5 separate regions of the Homo sapiens genome follow, and regions 2, 3, 4 and 5 are each linked to region 1. A link is a contact called in ENCODE Hi-C or POLR2A ChIA-PET data. All regions are on one chromosome and are shown on one strand. The core of a region is the stretch at or near the end of the contact, and the rest is flanking DNA. Distances in the headings are between cores, read along the strand shown.

Region 1 (3,861 bases), core at 403-2,902:
TTTATTTCCTTAAAAGTTTTTGTTGTAAAATAGTACATAGGTTATACGACTCAACTTTGAAAGTGACTTTTCCACTTAAATATGAGACTACAAGGACTATTAGAAGAGATGAACCCTATTCTTGGACTCAGAATTTTGAGTCTCGTTTCCGCATGTTTGTGGTTTTTAGGTTAATTCCCTGGAAATTTGATCTTTGTACAATTAAGAGCAAAGTAACCATACAATGTTTCTGATCCTGTCAGCATAGGCGGTTAAGTGCTTTGGAACTGGGATGTAAACTCAGTATCTCACAAATGGATTACCTATTAAGTTAGGACACACAAAATCTGGTTAAAGTGCTTGGACTTCACAACCTCATCCACCAGCACATCACATATCACACAAAATATAATAATCACAGTAATGGGAAAACTGAATCTTGAGCCAGATTTCTAAAAAACAGGTATTGTGGACAGTGTTTCCACCTCTTGAATTTAACTTCTTTCTTGGCAACTATACTTGAAGGTAACAGGGAGAGATGTCTCTTAGTTGGCAAAACACACACTTAAAACCTGAGCATTTTCCCCCAGGATGACAGCAAGATACCAAGGATGCCAAAGAAGGAAGGAGTGTTAACCTAATCCAGTAAGAGAAACAAGATTTTAAAATACAACAAAAATGTTCCAATGGGGGAAAAAAGGTAGTTCACCGGTTCACGACTTTAAAAAACGTTGGCAGTGGTTGATGGGCTTATTTCAGGAGATATCTGACTTGGTACCAAGAGGATAAAGAGGCCGGGAATAATACGTTTGTGCAGCAAAATGGTTATGTGACCGATTTTTTAAAACACAGAATTCTGCCCCACTGAATACATACACATACCACAAGTAAAATGAAATATACTTTTAAGTGCCCGTTTTGGTGCCACTGGCCAAAATTAAAACTCTCCTTCCGTATGTGAGGTGACTTGAGATTTCTTTTTTGCTTTAAATGCCTGCCTTCAGGGTACGTGAAAGTGGGAGACCGGTTGGAAAACTGGGGCTAAGGGGGCTGGGAGCGAGATGGCTGTGACTGAATCAGGAAGCTGGATGTGAGAGAGAAAAATCCTCCTCCAGCCTCGGAGGGGGTGTCTCCCCTAATACCAGCTCCCTCCCCCCGGGCTCGTGGGGCGGGTCTGGTTTGCTCAGTAGCGGCAGCGGCCGCAGCAGCAGCCCCGGGGCTGAGCAGCGGTGGCCTCCTGGCAGCGCAGGGAAGCGGCGGCTCCAAGAGCGCGAGGCCCTGGGGAGATCCGGCCAAGACTGCTGCCGGGATGGAGGAAGCGTCCAGTGGAGCAGGAGTCACCGGGGACGAATTTCCTCCCCAGCTCAGCTCCCCTACAGCTTGGCTAGGCCTGCTCCGAGCGCCTGCAAGGTGGAGGAGGCCTGCGCCTCGGGCCTGGCAGCGGCAGCCGGCGAGGGAGGCGGGCACAGCGGGGTAACCGGCGAGCCGTAGCCGCTCTCGAAAACCTACGCTGCCACGGCCGCTCATTGTCTCTCCCCTTCCACCCGGGGGCAAACAGGAAGCGCGCCGCCTGGCAGACCGACGGACAGGCGCCTGGACCAATGAGCACAGCCGACAAAGAGCACGGCGGCGAATGAGAGCCAAGAAGAGGGGCGGGAGTTCCGGGCGGGCTGTCACCCTCTTCCCCCCTTTTGGGCTGGAGGCTCCACCTTTTGTGTTTCCCGCACAGTCAATCAAAATAGGAAAAAAAAATCCCCGGACCGCTCCGGCCGTGTCCGCCGCCGCTTCCCGCATCCTCTCCCGCCGCCGCCGCCTTCGCTCCTCACCATGTGTAAGGCGGCGGGGAGCCCCGCCTGAGGTGCCCTAAACACACTATGACCGGTACGTAAAGCCGAGAGAGCAACCCTTGCTGCTGCCGCCGCCGCCGCTGCCGCCGACCACAGCCAGCCCGGGGCCGCTGCCGCCGGTCTCGGCCCCGTGTGTGCGACCGAGTGTCTGTGAGAGGCAGAAAGCTGCACTCCCCTGCGCCTCCCTCCCCTCCCCGCCAGCCACCGTCCACCCCCGAAGCCCCAGCAACGCCGTCTCCCCGCCAGGCCCCGGGGCGGGCGGCCCGGTCCGCCGGGAGCGCATCCCCCTGTGTGCGGGCGCGGGCGGGCGTGTGTGAGTGACTGACGGTGCGAGAGGAGCGAGCGCGAGTGAGAGCGAGCGGCGCGAAGGGAAAGGGGAGGAGAGGAGAGGGGGCAGGGGCAGCGCGGGGAGGAGGAGGAGGAGGGAAAGAGGAGGAGGAGGAGGGTTACAGGCAGCGGCGGGCGGGGGCAGCAGCAGGAGGGGAGGAGGGAGCCGCCGCCGCCGCCGCCGCCGGGGGGCGGGTGGGGGAGGGGAAGGGGCCTGGGTCCGGGCTTTGGGAGTAATTTCGCTTCGGCCCGCGGGCCCCCTCCCTCTCCGCCACCCGCCTTCCTCCCCACCCCCACCCCCCCGCGCTGTGCCTGCAGCTCCCGAAAAGCCCGTGAAACAAGAGGAAATGGCTGCCTTGGACGTGGATAGCGGCGGCGGCGGTGGCGGCGGCGGCGGCCACGGCGAGTATCTGCAGCAGCAGCAACAGCACGGAAACGGTGCGGTGGCGGCGGCAGCGGCGGCCCAGGTGAGGAGCGGCTGAACCCCGGCCCGGCTCCCCCCTCGCGCCGCTTTCTCCTCCCCTCGCCTCTCCCCTCCCTCCTCGCCTCACCCCTCCCTCCTCGTCTCTCCCCTCCCCTCCACTCCCCTCCCCCCGCCCCGGGAGCTGCCCGCCCGAGGCGCCAACGCTCCGACCCCGCCCGCGCCGCCCCGCCTCGCCCGCCTGCCGCCTTTTTGTGCGCGTGTGAGTGTGGGCCCCAGCGTGCCCTCCCGGGGGTGGGTTCCGGGCGGAAGGCGGAGGCCCGGCGCGCAGCCCGCCGCCCGCCTGCCCGCGGACCGGGGAGCCGGGGTGCTTGGAGCGGGGGACGCCAGGCGTGGGCTGGCGGCGGGACCAGGAGGAGGAGGAGGAGGAGGAGGAGAGCGCGGGCTGGCGCTTGCCCGGGCGCAGTCGGCGGGGACCGAGTCGTACTTCCTGTGCGAAAGGCGGCCCGACCCTAACCGCCACCCCCTCCCCCTGTCTCCCTCTCTGAACCCGCCCATTGGGGGTAGGACACTCAGCCGTCACCGCTCGCTCTGCTGGCCGCTACCTGCAGCAAGATAGGGCCGCCATCGCCGGGCGACGACGAGGAGGAGGCGGCCGCCGCAGCCGGGGCCCCCGCCGCCGCCGGAGCGGTAAGTCCCGCGCGCGGCCCGCCCCCGCCGAGGCCGGGCGCCCGCCATCCCGGACCCGTGGCGCGCCTGCCCAAAAGGCCTCCCCGGCGCCCGCGCTTCCCCCGACCCGCACGGGCCGCTGGGCTCCAGGGCGCCCTTTCCTGCTCTTTCGCATCCCGGTTTGGATCTGAAGCCAGCCCAGGCTTTCTCGAAATTGTCACTGCAGCACCTCGCGCAAAATCTTCACAAAATGAAGTCTGAGAGGGCGGGGGTAGAGGACTCCAAAATGGATGTTTGAGCAATTCATATCAGTGCTGAAAACTCCTTCGCTTAACACTACAAAATTTTCAAGCACAGCCTATCGGCCATAGATAGTATCAACTAGAGGCAATGTCTTTAGTTTTTATTATTTTTGAACCTGGAGCATTTTCTGTTGGACGTTACAGGATCTTACTGCTTTAAATCATACATTATTAAAAAAAATGAGGGTTTATTCTTTGAATTACCCTTTTGTATGCAGGAGTGAAGACTGCTTTTTTAGTTGACCATTCAAAATCGTTGAATTTTAGTTTTTGCAGACTACTAAAATTTGCAGTGACTTTTTTTTTGTAAGGGGGG
Region 2 (3,861 bases), core at 421-2,920, 2.5 Mb after region 1:
TGCATTAAATATTATTGAACTGTACACTTTAAATGGGTAAATATATGGTATGTGAATTATATCCTAATAAAGCCTATAAAAAAAGCTCATTTTTTTAAAAATGCAAACTGATGTATGTTTAGAATATGCTTTAAAAGAGGTCATGCAAAAGGAAAAGTGGGTTAGATAAAGCAAATGTGGCAAATCTTGATAGTTTTTGAATCTGGGTAATGAGTATATGGGGATGCATTGTGGCTTTCCTTCCCCCCTCATGTTGGACAGTTGTGGATGAGGCTGACTGTTAAACATTTTGGATCTCTAAATACTAGGCTTTTGTTTGAAAAAATTTCTCTAAAAAAAAAAAAAAAAGGCAAGTACTTCCAAAACACAATCCATCAATTCTCCAAAGCAGCATCTAATTATTTGATTGGCAACTGGATTTCTTGACTGTGGTATAAGTAGACTAAACACTAAACAGTACTCTGAACAATCTGTGGTTTTGCCTGCACTGTAGTTTTGCTTTAAGTTGGTATTTACAAAAATGACACCTGCAACTTTAGATTTAACAAGATTTTAAAATTACATGCATTTTTTACTGCCTAGTCTTATTTCGGACCCATTTTTTTCATTCTATTTCACTAGGCACTAATGTAGGCATGTGGTTCTATACAAATTATAGTTAAGATCAACAGTGAGGTGAATTACAGCAAAATTATCAATAAAAAGTTACCTGCTGACACAGCGCCGATAATTGTCAAAATATATTCTTCCTCTCTCATAGGCTATAGGTGACCTGGAATGAGTTGTCCAGACATTCTTAAATTTAGTACTTTCCTAAAAGACATAAAGAATTTCCGTTCAGGAAAGAACTCTTAGGCTTTAAGTTAGATTTTAAATTTTCAAAGCAACATAATGTCACCTATATTATTTTAAAACTTTTTGCATCCTTCCTCCACTCTGCCCTCATGTTTTGGCTTAATGAGGTGACCAACTTTTAGAATAATTGTTTCCAGGTAAGACATAAGAAGCGTAAAACTAAAAGCAGCTGGTGGCCCTATTACCACCTATCCCAGATTCCGGGCTTGTATCCTCCTCCCCATCACATGTGACCCTATAAAGGGAGGCCCCAGCGCGTTAAAACCGCATCCCCGCAGGAGGCTCGGCCGCCGCGCGCCCGCGGCCCTCCGTCCCGCCCCGGCCGGCTGGCGGTCACCTGGCACACCAGCGCCCGCAGGATGCCCAGGTTGGTCCTCTGCACCACGCCTGCGTCGCGCGAGAAGCAGCCCAGCGCCCGGCGACTCAGCCGGCTGCACACGTTGGGCTTCCGGGTCGGGCCCATGGAGGCGCGGGCCGGGCCCTGGGTAGGCTGGGCCGCCGAGTGGCGCGCCCCACACTCCCGTGCTGGGCAGCCGCCGCTGCCTTCGAATTTCGAGGCCCAGACTTTCCCGGCGGGGCCCAGGGAAAGCTGACACGGGGAGGCGGGCAGGGAGCACCCGACGGCGGGGCGAGGGAAAGCAGAGCCGCTTGCACCGCCAGAGCGCGGAGAGAAGGGAAGAAGCACTCCCTTTTCGATCTGCCCCAGGCTCTCTGGCCGCTGACAGTGCGACGCTCCGGTACCGCGCGGCCGGCCGGAGCCGCTCTCTCACCGGGAAATGTAGTTCCTAGTGCCTCGTGAGGCAGCCCGGCTTCTCCCAGGAACTACAATTCCCGTCAGGCGGCGGGGAGCGAGGGCTTGCCCGGCCCTGCCTCTGCCTGCCGCGGCCCCGCCTCCTCCGGCCCGCGGAGGCTGCGCTGTCTTGCGGGCGCGCTTCTCTGTGCTGCGAGTGGCTAGCTGGGCAGAGCCCTGGGGGCGCGGTGCTGCCGCCTCCAGGTCTCCGCCCCGTGTGTGCGCCCTGCACTTAGGGATCCCTCCCTCACTGCCCCGGTACTCACAAGCTTCTCGGCCCCGACCTTCGCCCTGGGAGGTTCTGGCCAGGTGCCGGGAGGGGCGCTGTGTCGAGGGCGATCCCCCCAAAGCAGCGTCCCGTGCTAAAGGTACGCCCCGCGGCTTTCCCTTCAGCCGCATGTTGGCTGAGGGGGACGGTAAACTGTGCTTTTGTATTAGGAAGATGCTGGCTTCCCATTCACTCTTAGTTTCACCCTCCAAACTGGGATTGAGTTACTCTTTCCCGGAGGCTTGTCCTTGGGTGGCCTGCGGGGACACTGACTGGTTTTGCGATAATTGCTTCATTTCATTTCCTCTCGCCTCCATTCTTTTTTCTTTATAGGGAATAAAATATGAAATGCTTACATTCTTATTGGACGGCCTAAGATATTCCTCGTCGATGTCTCTAAGTAAAAGATATACTTTGTTAACTAGCCCTGCCTGTATGTTCAAAGTTCCCAGCACACTAAACTTTCAGCAAGCTTGCACCACATGTGTCCCACCGCCATGCTCTAAGTCCCTTAAGGGTGGGGCCGCTGTATCTCCCACGTGGACTTGGGCATGCTACCTCTTGTTCATAGGTGCTCAAAGAAAGCCAGCGATCGCACCTGACTGGCAGAGCAAAAAGTACAGTACAGCAGGTCCTTGAATCGCATTTTTTCGTTCAGTGTCATTTTGTATAACTTGATGAGAAAAAATAATAATTTCCTACCGGGGCTACTGTTTGTGTGGATCTTGCCCCTTCTCCCCACGTCTGCATGGGTTTTCACCAGGTACCCCAGGGTACTGCCTCCCACATCTCAGTGCAGGCTGGATGAATTGGCCTTGTCTGTGTTTCCTGTCTGAGTGTGAGTGTGAGTGCTCCCTGCGATGGAATGTCGTCGTGTCCAAGGGTTGGTTCCCACCTTGCACCCTGAGCTGAGGGGATAGGCTTCAGCCACCCTCGACCCTGAACTGGAATAATTAGGTAAATAACTATCTTACTTGTTTTTATTAATCTTCCTTAAATGTATGTATAGCTCCCATTTATTTCAATGTTTAATATTAGAAGTGTTTTGGTTTGTATTTAGGAGTTTGGTGATGTTTTTGTGACCAGAAATATGTTATAGGAACTTAACTTTTGTTTATATCAATTGGCCTATGGTAAAAATGGTTTTGTTATATGTCATTTTGCTTACAGTCAGTTTCCAAAAATCTGTTGATGACATTAAGTGAGTACTTACAGTACTGGGTGAGTGTGTTGGGTCACAGTTTAAGTGTTTAGTAAACATTGGCCATATCTCTTTTTAACCCTGCTGAATTTCCTTCAGGGCTCGAGCTTTTGCTGATTTTTCATGACTTATTTACAGCATACGGTAGAGTGCTTTGTATATTTTTAGAGAGTGCTACAATAGTTAATTTGGTAATTCATGAATGCAGCTGTCACTGAGAAAACTGGAACCCAGAAAAGATAACTGGGTTTTCTTTGGCTTAAATGAAATTCAAATCATTTCTGAATTGAATTCATCAACTCTCTCATTTCTCTTTCCTCTTTGCCCCCACTTGTTTGTCTTCTTTCTTGTGGCCTTTATTTCACCACCAAGTCGTCACCAAGGGAGAGTCATCCTGGATGCCTTGCTGTTCCTCACCCACAACCAAGTCCTTTAGACTCTTATCCATCTCATCTTCATTTCACCTAAGTAATTTAGGGCCTCACCATTTTTTATCACATTATTAAGTAGTCTCTTAATTTCTGCCTTACTTGTGACACAGGATTTTTTTTTTTTGACGTTGCTTTGCCACTGGAGACCTCCGCAGCTGGAGACCTACCCAGGCCTTGCTCGGGCTGGGCTTGCCACAGGAGGTGCCCTGCACAACTGGCCCACTGGGCCACTCCTGGCTTGCACGCAGGTGTGGATCCTGTGGCCACCTGACTGTGGGCTCAGCCCCTGGCAGGAGAGGGTGTCTGAGCTGGTGAG
Region 3 (3,861 bases), core at 641-3,140, 2.1 Mb after region 1:
CTACTAAATACCAGGTTATACATAATTAGTATAGTGATAGAGTACTCACAGCCATATATGTCTAGAGCAGCTCATTCCATGAATTCCTTCCAAAATTCACTGAAAAGAAAACTGTTTGTTATTGCTTCACCAAGGGAATAAAGAAGGCTGTGGTCCAAAAATAAGATCACCATCATCTCCACTGCATAATTTATAGGATTTAGAGTCAGGCTGTGAGGAAGACAGTTCAGGAAAAGACATAACTGCAGGAGTACAACTATTTCTTCTGATTTTTGATACCCCTCTCTTCCATTTCCACCAAAACGAGAATTTATTTCAATGACAGCAAATGTTCATATAGGGAGAATAGTTGTACAGTATAGAGAAGCCCTAAAGTGTGTCATTTATCTAGTGTCTAATTATAAGTGGCTTGGGCGAAACCCCATAGCTACTAAAAATACAAAATTAGCCAGGCATGGTGGCGTGCACCTGTAATCCCAGCTACTTGGGAGGCTGAGGCAGGAGAATTGCTTGAACCCAGGAGGCAGAGGTTGCAGTGAGCCAAGATGGCGCCACTGCACTCCAGCCTGGGCGATAGAGCGAGACTCCGTCTCAAAAAATTAAAAATGAAAACATACACAGGGTCGGGCGCGGTGGCTCACGCCTGTAATCCCAGCACTTTGGGAAGCCGAGGTGGGCGGATCACCAGAGGTCAGAAGTTTGAGACAAACCTGGCCAACATAGTGAAACCCTGTCTCTACTAAAAATACAAAAAATTAACTGGGCATTGCGGCGGGTGCCTGTAATCCCAGCTACTCGGGAGGCCAAGGCAAGAGAATCTCTTGAACCTGGGAGGTGGACGTTGCAGTGAGTCAAGATGGTGCCACTGCACTCCAGCCTGGGCGACAGAGCGAGACTCAGTCTCAACACACACACACACAGACACACATACACACAATACACATGTGATTGGGGTTGTGGAGAAGCATTGACCATCTGTAAGCCCCTAGAGGGTGGGGGCTATAGGTTATTTGCGTTTTTTACAAGCAGGACCATGTCAGGCATATAATGGATGCCCATACATGTTTGAATCAATATGTAGCCTAATACAGTGATATTGGCAAGACGGGTTTAGAAACATTGTTTTGGTTCAAGATAGAGTTACTGCTTCTTCTACTTCTTAGGTAGGGCTAGAAATCGAATGGAGAATTACTTTCTGTTCATGTATGGGCAAGCGATTCATTGCCAGCCCTGTCAAAGACACATAGAGTTTTTTTTCTCATTGCACACAGGATTTGGGTGATTAGGAAAGTGGAGCGAGTCTACTAATAAACCGTTGTAATAGCACGCAAAGCAAAAATAAATTCAGCGTATTCGTCCCATGCCAATTTAGGAGCATATTTCTCAAATTATGTTTACGTAGGTTTTCCCTAGAGTGAGTGGTTCCCAATCTTGTTTTGTCGGTATTTGCCATCAGTTGTCATTAATTCATTGTTATTAATGGGAAGTGCTCTTTGATCCGTCGGAACCTTGCTCAGTATAGGCCCCAAATGTTCCTTTAAGCCTCGGGGAAAACGACTTTGGCTGGTCGGTGCCCAAAGCCACACCCACTAAGAGGCCTTAGGAAACCTGGGGCTTTCCTGGCGGCGACCTAGCTGTGGCAACCACGCGGCGCGTCGGGATCCCATGGGTCGCGCTTGTTTTCCCCGTGGGAGGCGCGTCCCCCTCCTCCGCCCGGCCGGCCGGCCCTGGACCAGCTGCCTTTCTGGCCGGGACGCCGGGCCCCTTTCCGCACGCGGCGCGCCCCGAGTTCATTTGCATAGGGACGCGCGCGGCGCCGGCGAGAGGGAGGGCGGGCGCGGCCGGGAAGACGGCGCGCGCGCGCCCTGACAGCTCGGCCCTGCTCGCTCACTCGCTCGTCCCCGGCTTCCGAGCACAGCATGGCGGTCAAGGTGACTCCAACTCTCTGCTGCTGCTTTTATTGCATAAGAGACATTCCGAGCGCCCTGCCTGCAGCCCCCCACTGCTTCCCATTTTATTCATTGTCTAGGTCTTAGATAGCTTGTCCTGGGGCTCCGGCTTGCTGCGGGGAGAGCTGTGCGGGGCTTGGACCGGAGGAGGGGATGCCCGGCTGGGGGAGGGGAAGGAGGAGGGATTGTGAGTTGAAGGGGCTTGTACGGTAACACGGGTCAGTGAAGGAAGAGTAATGTCCTGTCCTAGGTGCATGGGATTGTGAGTCCGGAGTTGGAGGGCATCAGAAAGGGTGTGGGAGGAAGTGGCAAGTAAAGCTGGGGATACCTAGGGTATCAGTGAATTGCGGTGGGGGAGGGAGTAAGTATTGAGTAATTTGGGGCCTCAATAAGGCCGAGGGCAGTGGTTGGCTTTTGCGTTGCAGATTGCAGGGTATGGAAAGTATTTGTATTTGTGGCAGCTCTCATATTTTAGGTTGGATGGGGAGAGGGACGCGGAGATAATTACATGTTGGGTTTGCTTTTTATGGAGAAAGGCTGCTAGGCCAAGTGATTAATTTGGGTGATTTAACTTTCCTGTTGATCTACTCTTGTTAGCTTCTTGATTTGAAGGTGGGTGGTTACTACTGTGTTGCTAGTAGATGTGGAATAAAGTAAAAGATCCTCATTGCCTTCCCTTTCCAGTCCAGAGGAAGCACTGTCCGATAGCTTTGCTGTATCTTAGGCTATTCGCACCTGTTTTTCTGCCCTCTAGTCACAGTTATCCAGTTTGACAGTTCTTATCAGCAATTAGGGCTTTTAGTTTGTTTTAAACTAAATGATAAAAGATAGGAGCATTGATTGTTAGCCATGTGACCTCTAATCTGAAGAGATTGTGTGGTCTCTAGTGAAGCATTAACTGGCTTTTTTTTCTTTTTTGCTTACAGGTGCAGACAACTAAGCGAGGGGATCCTCATGAGTTAAGAAACATATTTCTACAGGTAAATTGGCTTGCATAGTGTGCCTTTCATTGCAAAAACAAAAAACGTACATGTCCTTAGTCCTATTCATGCCTTAACTTTGAGGAATGTTCAGTTTTCATGTATTCTTTCAAACATGACCGGACAATATAGCTTATACTTCTCTTAATAAGGTTTGATTTAAGGCCTTCTTTTAATTAAGGGTCGATAAAAGGTTTTCCTCAAGTTACTGCTTTTTTTTTTACATGACTTAAGATATATATTTTGAAAAAAAATTTCCAGCTTAAGCACAGAGACCAAGATAAAATTTCAAAATGTATTGGCATTCTTGTATAGTTAATAGGTATGATGACTAAAATTCTCTTCCTTGAAAGTTGCATGTTTACAAAGTTTTCCTACTTATGAGCTATCCTCCATGTAATTTGTTACAGAGATAAGAATATTATAGCTATTCTTAATTTGTGTGTCTTACTTACATTGTATCCTTAAGCCTTGGGGATTTTACCCCAAAATGTTACCTCTTAAGATTCTTGCAATGGTCTACCTTAACTTCTAAGCTTTTAGAATCAGTGACTTGGCTGTAGACTTAAAAAGAAAAGAAAAAAGAAAAAAAAAAGGTTGGCTTAGTTTTTTGTTTTGCTTTCTTTTCTTAAATTTCAAAAGTTTCCTATGCAGGAAATTGTACTTAAGAAGTAGATGTAGGCCGGGCGCGGTGGCTCACGCCTGTAATTCCAGTATTTTGGGAGGCCGAGGCGGGTGGACCATGAGGTCAGGAGATCGAGACCATCCTGGCTAACACGGTGAAACCCCGTCTCTACTAAAAATACAAAAAATTAGCCGGGCGTGGTGGTGGGCGCCTGTAGTCCCAGCTACTCGGGAGGCTGAGGCAGGAGAATGGCGTTAACCCGGGAAGCGGAGCTTGCAGTGAGTCGAGATCGTGCCACTGCACTCCA
Region 4 (3,861 bases), core at 599-3,098, 2.0 Mb after region 1:
AGAATTGCTTGAATCCAGAAGGCAAAGGTTGCCGAGATCGCGCCACTGCACTCCAGCCTGGTGACAGAGCGAGACTCAGTCTCCAAAAAAAAAAAAAATCAGTAAAAATTCAGACAGAAAAAAGCCATAAGCAAAAAATAAAAAGGGGTACAATGATGTGCTATAAACTTCAAAAAGGGGTTAAAACACACACACAGAAAATGGGAAAGACTTGAAGCAGTACAGATTAATAGTCTGGAGTGAGAATTCCTGGATTCTGACTATTTCACACACTTACTGAGCTAGTAAGCTCAGGGAACTAGAGCACATTACTTAACCCCTCTGACCCTAATCTACAGAACCGAGATTACAGAATTTACTTCGAGGAATGTAAGCAACAAAATTTAACCTGTGAAATCATATATTAGCTCAATCTGCACAATTCTATAAGTAGGTATTACATCAACCCCATTTTACATTCAAAAGTTCAGGCTTAGAAAGAGGTTTAGTTGAAGGGCATCCAACTACTAAATGATGGGCCCAAAATTCGAATTTAGATGTAATTCTTAGAGTACGTCCTCCCTCTTCTGTGGTACTTCAAGATCCTACAATCTCCATCTGGTAGAAAAGTCCTTCTTTAAACATCTGTAGAGCTCACACAACAGCTTGTCTATCCCACATATTCATAAAAATGGAATGGTTAATGTAGAGAGACTATGAGGAATGCCCTGTAAAGAGATGATAAAAGCAACAAAGGCCAGCGAAGTGGCTCAATCCTGTCATTCCAACACTTTGGGAAGCTGAGGCGAGAGGATGGCTTGAGGCCAAGAGTTCCAGACCGGCCTGAGGCAATACAGCCAGACTCTGTCTCTAAAAGGTTAAAAAAAATTGTTTTTTTTTAGCCGAATGTTGTGGCGCATGCCTGTAGTCCTAGCTACTCGGGAGGCTGAGGCAAGAGGATCGCTTGAGCCTACGAGGAGTTGGAAGCTGCCCGGAACTATGATCGCTGCACTCCAGCCTGGGCGACAGAGAGACCCTGTCTCAGGAAAAAGAAACTGTCCATAACTTCAAAAGATAAGTAATCGAAAAAAATAATCACACCAAAACAGCCTTAATACACGTACAAAGTAATAGCAATTATACATTATTAAATGTTGTAACTTGAAGGGTCTCTAGAATGTACACAAGAGAATTGTATTATAGTAGTCCAACCCTAAAAGAGAAGGGAGCAGTTCAGGAACAAAGTCTTTCTCAAAGGGCATCTAAATACGATCCTCGGAATACTAAAGTGTGACAGATTAACGAGACGACTACGAAGTCAGTCGAGATCCAAGTGGGAGCGCCAGAGCAGGGCAAGGCAGCAATGCGCTAGCTCAGAAGTTGACTGTAGTGGAAGGTAGACGGAGACCTGGAAGAGGAGGAGGATCTGAGCATTAAAATCAGCTGGCGGGAACAGGACCAGATGTACAAGAGCTGAAGCAAGCAGCAGTGGACAAAAGGAATGGGAAGAGAAACAGGCCCCAAGGCATGTGGCATTTTACGAGCCCAAATCATGACGCTTTTCCCTGGCGTCTTCGGCCCTCGGTAGGGGCCGGATTGCTGGCAGAAGGCGCAGAACCCCAAGCAGTTGGGGGCGGGGGCGCGGACCGCCGCCAACAAGGAGCTGCTGGGCTGAGAGTTCCGCGCTTCCGGTCCCAAGCAGGCCTTCTGGAACCCAGGCTACAGCCCGAAAGTTCTAGGCGGGCATTGTCACCACCGTCTCGGCGTTCTATCCCCGATCTGGCCGCCTCCTCCCCTTGGTAAACTTTTCCCGGTAACTTACCCGCCATTTCCGAGCTACGATCACCCGCGGCTGAGGAAGGACGAATCAACCCGCGCGCTCCCGGGCCGGAAGTGACCGCACAGTCTGACATATTTTCCCCGCCCACTCCCAGCGTGACGTTAGCCAATTAAAGGAGGCGTGTCCAGGAGCCCGGCGGCGGAAGCGCCTCAAGAGGCGGGGCTAACGCCGAGAAGTCTGCGCGGGCCGTTGCCTAGCCACTGCGAATGCCGTCAGCCGCTTTGCAGGCCTGAAGTGGAGAAGGAGGCCGCAAACGGACTTTCGCGGTTGAGATGCTCTCTGGCCCTAGGAAAGTTTCTCTGGGGTTGATTTGATCAATACAGACACTTTACGCCTGTTTTCCATACCCGTCCCTGAGATGTTTTGGAGACTGGCTGAAAATCTTTCCTCTTGGCCTGGACAGTGCATCCAAACACCTGAGCCCTGTGGGCAATTTTACCATTTTACCTAGGTAAAATGTAGAGGTTGAGTTTCAGTTGCGGGAGAAGCTTTCACTTGTTTTCCTCATTTGTTTCTCATTTTGCTGTAAACTTTAACACCTTTTTTCCTTTCTCCCCTGTTTTTAACGTATACAGTATGATATTTAGGTACTCTGCTTTCACTCTGCAGGTTACTAAGAACCGTTTAGCGCGCAAAAATCGTTACCTAGGCCGGGCGCGGTGGCTCACGCCTATAATCCCAGCACTTTGGGAGGCCGAGGCGGGTAGATTGCCTGAGCTCAGGAGTTCGAGACCAGTGTAGCCAACATAGTGAAACCCCGTCTCTACTAAAAATACAAAAATTAGCCAGGCATGGTGGCAGGCGCCTGTAATCCCAGCTACTCGGGAGGCTGAGGCAGGAGAATCGCTTGAACCCTGGAGGCGAAAGTTGCAGTGAGCCGAGATTGCGCCACTACACTCCAGCCTGGGCAACAGAGTGAGACTCCGTCTCAAAAAAAAAAAAAAATTGTTACCTAATAAATACCTCAAGTAGCCTGATGTAGTCTTGCATGCCACATGTCCTAGTGGTTTGAATTACATCACAAGGTGCTACCTGATTTTAGCCATAGGCCTTGTTAGTATTTAGTAGCTGTAGGAACTGCTTTCCCCAGAGGATAAACCACTATTTAGGTATCCACAAATATTCCCACAATGTTGGCTATACACCAGAATTCCTTATCTCAACAAATATTTGTTAACAGGTTTTACAGTGATGCACGCTAAAGCTAAAATGGACCCTTGGGATGATGGTCTAGAACTAACACGCCCTCTCATTTTAGAGATGAGGAAACCAAAGCCCAGAAAAGATAAACTGCCCAAGTTCATTCTCAGTATGCAACCTATGCAGAGTGCAGTTCATCAGATACTCAGCCCAGTATTTATTTGCTCAACTATATAGAGATGGCTTTCCTGAAGATAAAGATCAGAAAAGGTACTGAGAATGCCCAGATCCTTTTTCTTTCTTTTTTTTTTTTTTTTTTTTAGACGGAGTTTCACTCTTGTTGCCCAGGCTGGAGTGCAATGGCACAATCTCAGCTCACCACAGCCTCCGCCTCCCGGGTTCAAGCGATTCTTCTGCCTCAGCCTCCTGAGTCGCTGGGATTACAGGCATGCGCCACCACACCCAGCAATTTTGTATTTTTGTAGAGACGGGGTTTCTCCATGTTGGTTAGGCTGATCTCGAACTCCCAACCTCAGATGATCTGCCCATCTCGGCCTCCAAAAGTGCTGGGATTACAGTCGTGATCCCAAGAAAAGGTTTCAAGATCCTTTTTCTTGAAACCTAATGATACACAAGAAATTACAGTCATAGGCCGGGCGTGGTGGCTCACGCCTGTAATCCCAGCACTTTGTGATGCCGAGGCGGGCGGATCACGAGATCAGGAGATCCAGACCATCCTGACTAACATGGTGAAACCCTGTCTCTACTAAAAATACAAAAAAAGTAGCCGGGCGTGGTAGCGGGTGCCTGCAGTCCCAGCTACTCAGGAGGCTGAGGCAGGAGAATGGCGTGAACCTGGAAGGCGGAGCTTGCAGTGAGCCGAGATCCCGCCACTGCACTCC
Region 5 (3,861 bases), core at 841-3,340, 2.0 Mb before region 1:
CACATTCTCTCCGGCTGCTGTTTTCTTATCATTTTCCAATACCGTGAACATTAGCCTCTATCACAGCACTTATTTAGTCTGCATTGTATTTTTTTTAAGGTTTCTCTCACTAGTGTCAGCGGCTTTAGGACAGCTGGTTTATTTATCTCTGTATCCTCAGCACGTAACACAGGGCCTTGTCAATAAATATTTGGAACCACCCTGTAGCCTGAAGTCCAGCCACAATAGTGTGTATGTTGATTTCTCTGCTTGTAATGTCTTTCCCTCACTTTATTTGCTCGATGAACAACTATTCTTGATATGAAGGAGGCAGTGGCTTAGTGTTACCTTCAACAGTGTACATAATCTTTCTACATTTCAGTTTCCTCATTTGAAAAATGATACTAAAAAGGTTGTTGGGAGGATTAAAAGAGTTAATGATTAAATACTTCTCTCCCTTCTCTTTCCAGGTCAAATCTCTACTCTCGGTAGAGCAATTCCCTAGGGAATTTTATCTCAGGATTAGGTTTTTGGAATCTCGTGTATCCAGACAGCTCTTCTCTGTCCCCTTGCTACCCTTTTTTCAGAGGTGGGGTATCGCTTGGTAGCCCAGGCTGGAGTACAGACACTGATGGCTCAATTGAAACCAGAGGACACATTACTGGCAAGTGGAAAGCCGTTCTTCCCAGTCTTCTTAGGAAAGGAGATCTTTCTGCGGTGAGATATATTTGCAAAACTGCACAGGACTTTAATACTTTGCAACAGCAAAGGTTGAAAAACAAAACGGTTAAATTTCCACATCAAAACAGGTGAAATGTTTCTGTTCATTTTCTTCTACATTTGGAAAGTGCCTGATCCACAGTGACACGCTAAACTTCAGTTCCCTTCCCCTCATCCTTGCAAGTGTACAGAACTGTAACTAAATATTTAGGCAATTAGGGCAAGCAAATTGCACAGTGAATTATGCGGTAGCTTCTAGTATAATAAATTTTCTTACCAACCAAACAATGCTCAGTTGCTTCTCTTGACAACCTGTTTGCATCGTCAAAGTTTAAATGTAACATATTAAAACTATTACTCTTTAAAAAATCATTGAAACTTTTTTGTGTATAAATAAAAAAATAGAATAAAAATAAATAAAAAATAGAAAAAAACCCATGAAAAATGTTTGCACATGGGGTAAAGCATGTAAAAGGGGTAAAGCATGATAAAAACCTTCGCTGAAGTTTCCCTGCTCACACATTACTGTGTGCACGTCTAGTCTTTTTCTCATTCAGGCATCATTTGTTATTTGTCTTTTCCAGTTGAGGAGGACACTTAATACCGTTTCGGCAGCGTTTCAAATCCGAGTCAAATATAGCCTGAGTGGTTTTTTTGTGGGTCCACCTATCAGGGCCTGTGAAGAGTGTTCTTGGGGTTAAGAGTTCTAAGATAGAAAACTCAGCTTATGCTGTTACCCGCAGGTTTTAAAGCAACATGATACGGCGTTTGAAGCTTACCTCACACCGGTGAGGTAAGCGTCCAGTCATCAAATGACCCTTTTTGACGTCCAAGAGTGACAGAGCCTCAAGCACTCCTGGGGACCGGGCTGACTTTTCTCCACTGGCTTGGTTGGGAACTGGCTTCTTCGGAGCTGTGTAGTCTTAATTTGCTTTGCTGCTGGCTGGCTGACAGCTGATGGGGGACTCCTCAGGACGGACTCCCTTCCAGATGCACCCATCTCCATCCTTCTCAACTCCCCAACCTTTGTCCTCCCCACTCTTCGCTCGCGCGGCGGTCTGAGACCACCAGGACCAGTTTCAGGGGTTTCCTTCTCCAGCGAGACTTGGCAGAACAGGCTTTAAAAGCAAAGGAGGCAGCGGAAGAGTAAGAAATAACTATATTCTAAGAGTCATAATAAATGGCAGTACATAACTGCGACACGACACCGAGCAGCCTAAGCTGGCTGCGGAGGCCACAAACACAAGATCCTAACCTCCCGGCCGACCCGCCCCAACAACTACCCGCCCAGGGTACGGTCACGTGACGGGGGAGCGGCGCGCGCCGACCGCGGCGCCAATTGGCGAGCGGCTGGAGCGCGGGGTTTCATGGGAAGGAGTTGGCCCGGCTTGTCTCTCTGTCAGTGGCGGCTGCTGCCTGCTCTGGAGGCAGGCTGGGCGGTGGCGGCCGAGACTGGCGGGGGTGGACGCCCGGGCCGGGCTGCGCCCGCTTCTTGCAGGTAGAACGCTCAAGGCGAGGGCAGTTGGGAGGGCTCTGCAGCGGGGAGGCATGCTGAGCTGTGCCCCTGGGAAATAAGCTGCGGGTTCCCCGCTTGCCTCTCCTTGGTGCCCCCGCCTCCTGCCAAGTGGCCTAGAGCTCTGCGGCGGCTGCTAGTCAGGCTGCGCGGTGGTCCGCGCAGACCCAGGCTCGCCGCCTTGTTCCCTGGATTTCCCAGCACACTGGCAGTGGTGGCGCTGGAGTCTTGAAACCCTTGTTTCCCCTCTAGGGCTGGTAGTTTCTCCAGCTCGGTTCTAGGAGATTCCGGGTGGTGACTGGCTTGAGCCCCAGCTCTTTGGCCCACTTGTGTCGAGCTTATCTCGACACAGGTGGGGCAAAGAGGTCAGAAGGTCCCAAACTAGCATTTCCTACGCTCAGCTGTCCGCTTTGAGCGTTCTCTCCGCTTCTCTTTCTGAGTTGTGCGGAGGCTCCAAGAGTTAGAAAGACCAGAAGGGACTGAAAACTGTCAGTGTCATGCTGCCGGGCTCTAGCGTGTGGGCGTGGAGTACGTGCTACTTAGAGAAGAGACTCTCCAACCATTGTCCTTATTTCAGGGATGGTGGGCTGTGGGGTGGAGGGGAAGGGCGAAGGTGCATTGTATCAGAGGCGTGGTAGGAGGAGAAAAACAAATCTAAATTCCGTCAGTTCATAGTTTACGGATTGAGAAAGAGTTGAAATTGGTCAACTCAGCTTTGCTGATGGTGCTTTCACAGTACTAAGCAAGACCCGTGAATCACTGAGTTTTCCGTGTTCTGCTTTTCCCAGTTGGCCTCCGGTGTGTGTTGCTCGGTGTCTACTGTTTCCTCCTTTCTTTATGGCCTGGGTGTCAGCATTGACAAAATTGACTCTATTCAACAGCGGTTTGGTGGGTGTGAGTAAGCTTGGTTTCAGGAATATGTTCAAACTGGCAGGGAATGCTCATTTCTTTTCCTCAGCAGCCCCCAGAAGACCAAGTTGACTTTTAACACATTTTCTTAAACAGGAGTGGTGCGTTTAAATTAGAATTTTAAGGTTGTCTGTTATCTATTGAGATCAGCTCAGTAATGATGTTAGTAAACTTATATAGTGTTTATATGTTATATAAACAAGAAAATACAAGAAAAGGAGAAGTTATATGGCTATTAAAAATATATGACTTCACATAGAAACATTTATAATCAAATAGTAATTTTTTGGTGGTATTTAGTTCAGATGAAAATTGACTTACCATGAAAGCAAGCACTAATCATTATATATTAAGAGTGCTTAATATATAATAGAGGTGTACTTTTCATTAAAATTCTTTTTGAGGAGCAATAAATGTGGCTTGGGCTATTTCAGAATTGTCTTTTCAGTTAGGACATTTGAAAGTTAGAATTCTAGAATAAATCACCTTTACTCTTCAATTGTATAGTATAATATGTTATGGAGGTACTGTTGATGGTGATTAAATAGCTTATACTTAACTTTGGAATTTGATAAACATAGAACTTCCTTTGCTGTTTCCTTCAAAGACCTACAAGGTTATTTAATGGCAGAGTCTACAGAATTTTTTGCTCTATTTCTTATACTAGAGAAAATGAGAGCAATCTATTTTTGTAAAAATACAAACTAATATAATTTTCCAATTTTAGAATTATGAAATAG

Evidence for each region. Hi-C counts contacts between places; a loop is a spot of excess contacts on that map. ChIA-PET counts read pairs that join two places held with the same protein, here RNA polymerase II (POLR2A). Pooled maps may share reads with other maps.
Region 2: a map of CD8-positive, alpha-beta T cell shows a loop between it and region 1 (6-fold over the local background). The contact joins the promoter of DCAF17 here to the promoter of SP3 in region 1. A Hi-C loop is called at or near these places in 1 of 168 maps with a recorded cell type or tissue (CD8-positive, alpha-beta T cell), 1 of 37 single-sample maps with no recorded cell type and 9 of 50 pooled maps. POLR2A ChIA-PET finds 5 or more read pairs at or near these places in 1 of 52 experiments (activated B cell).
Region 3: a pooled map shows a loop between it and region 1 (5-fold over the local background). The contact joins the promoter of SLC25A12 here to the promoter of SP3 in region 1. A Hi-C loop is called at or near these places in 6 of 50 pooled maps. POLR2A ChIA-PET finds 5 or more read pairs at or near these places in 2 of 52 experiments (K562 and activated naive CD4-positive, alpha-beta T cell).
Region 4: a map of B cell shows a loop between it and region 1 (19-fold over the local background). The contact joins the promoter of HAT1 here to the promoter of SP3 in region 1. A Hi-C loop is called at or near these places in 3 of 168 maps with a recorded cell type or tissue (B cell, CD8-positive, alpha-beta T cell and naive thymus-derived CD4-positive, alpha-beta T cell) and 9 of 50 pooled maps. POLR2A ChIA-PET finds 5 or more read pairs at or near these places in 1 of 52 experiments (HepG2).
Region 5: a map of CD8-positive, alpha-beta T cell shows a loop between it and region 1 (6-fold over the local background). The contact joins the promoter of LNPK here to the promoter of SP3 in region 1. A Hi-C loop is called at or near these places in 3 of 168 maps with a recorded cell type or tissue (CD4-positive, alpha-beta memory T cell, CD8-positive, alpha-beta T cell and naive thymus-derived CD4-positive, alpha-beta T cell) and 7 of 50 pooled maps. POLR2A ChIA-PET finds 5 or more read pairs at or near these places in 1 of 52 experiments (T-cell).

Annotation. Positions count from the first base shown.
Region 1 is chr2:173,963,164-173,967,024 of GRCh38, reverse strand. SP3 (Sp3 transcription factor) reads left to right here and starts at 1,652. Exons shown (of 7, transcript NM_003111.5): 1 at 1,652-1,860; 2 at 2,472-2,620; 3 at 3,142-3,264. The coding sequence starts at 1,854. RefSeq lists silencers at 1,405-1,474, 1,975-2,254, 2,585-3,074, 3,205-3,454 and enhancers at 2,315-3,137, 3,138-3,861.
Region 2 is chr2:171,432,035-171,435,895 of GRCh38, reverse strand. DCAF17 (DDB1 and CUL4 associated factor 17) reads right to left here and starts at 1,670. Exons shown (of 14, transcript NM_025000.4): 1 at 1,193-1,670; 2 at 710-813. The coding sequence starts at 1,318. METTL8 (methyltransferase 8, tRNA N3-cytidine) reads left to right here and starts at 1,906. Exons shown (of 10, transcript NM_001321154.2): 1 at 1,906-2,013. RefSeq lists enhancers at 844-1,403, 2,223-2,292, 1,965-2,525, 2,503-2,672 and a silencer at 1,003-1,912.
Region 3 is chr2:171,892,273-171,896,133 of GRCh38, reverse strand. It overlaps SLC25A12 (solute carrier family 25 member 12), which reads left to right and starts at 1,890. Exons shown (of 18, transcript NM_003705.5): 1 at 1,890-1,931; 2 at 2,876-2,929. The coding sequence starts at 1,920. RefSeq lists enhancers at 1,111-1,677, 1,678-2,244 and a silencer at 1,648-1,967.
Region 4 is chr2:171,920,448-171,924,308 of GRCh38, reverse strand. It overlaps HAT1 (histone acetyltransferase 1), which reads right to left and starts at 1,848. Exons shown (of 11, transcript NM_003642.4): 1 at 1,802-1,848. The coding sequence starts at 1,808. LOC105373740 (a long non-coding RNA gene) reads left to right here and starts at 1,920. Exons shown (of 3, transcript XR_923579.2): 1 at 1,920-2,270; 2 at 3,078-3,229. RefSeq lists enhancers at 1,574-1,623, 1,764-2,412.
Region 5 is chr2:176,000,496-176,004,356 of GRCh38, reverse strand. LNPK (lunapark, ER junction formation factor) reads left to right here and starts at 2,090. Exons shown (of 13, transcript NM_030650.3): 1 at 2,090-2,197. RefSeq lists an enhancer at 1,677-1,896.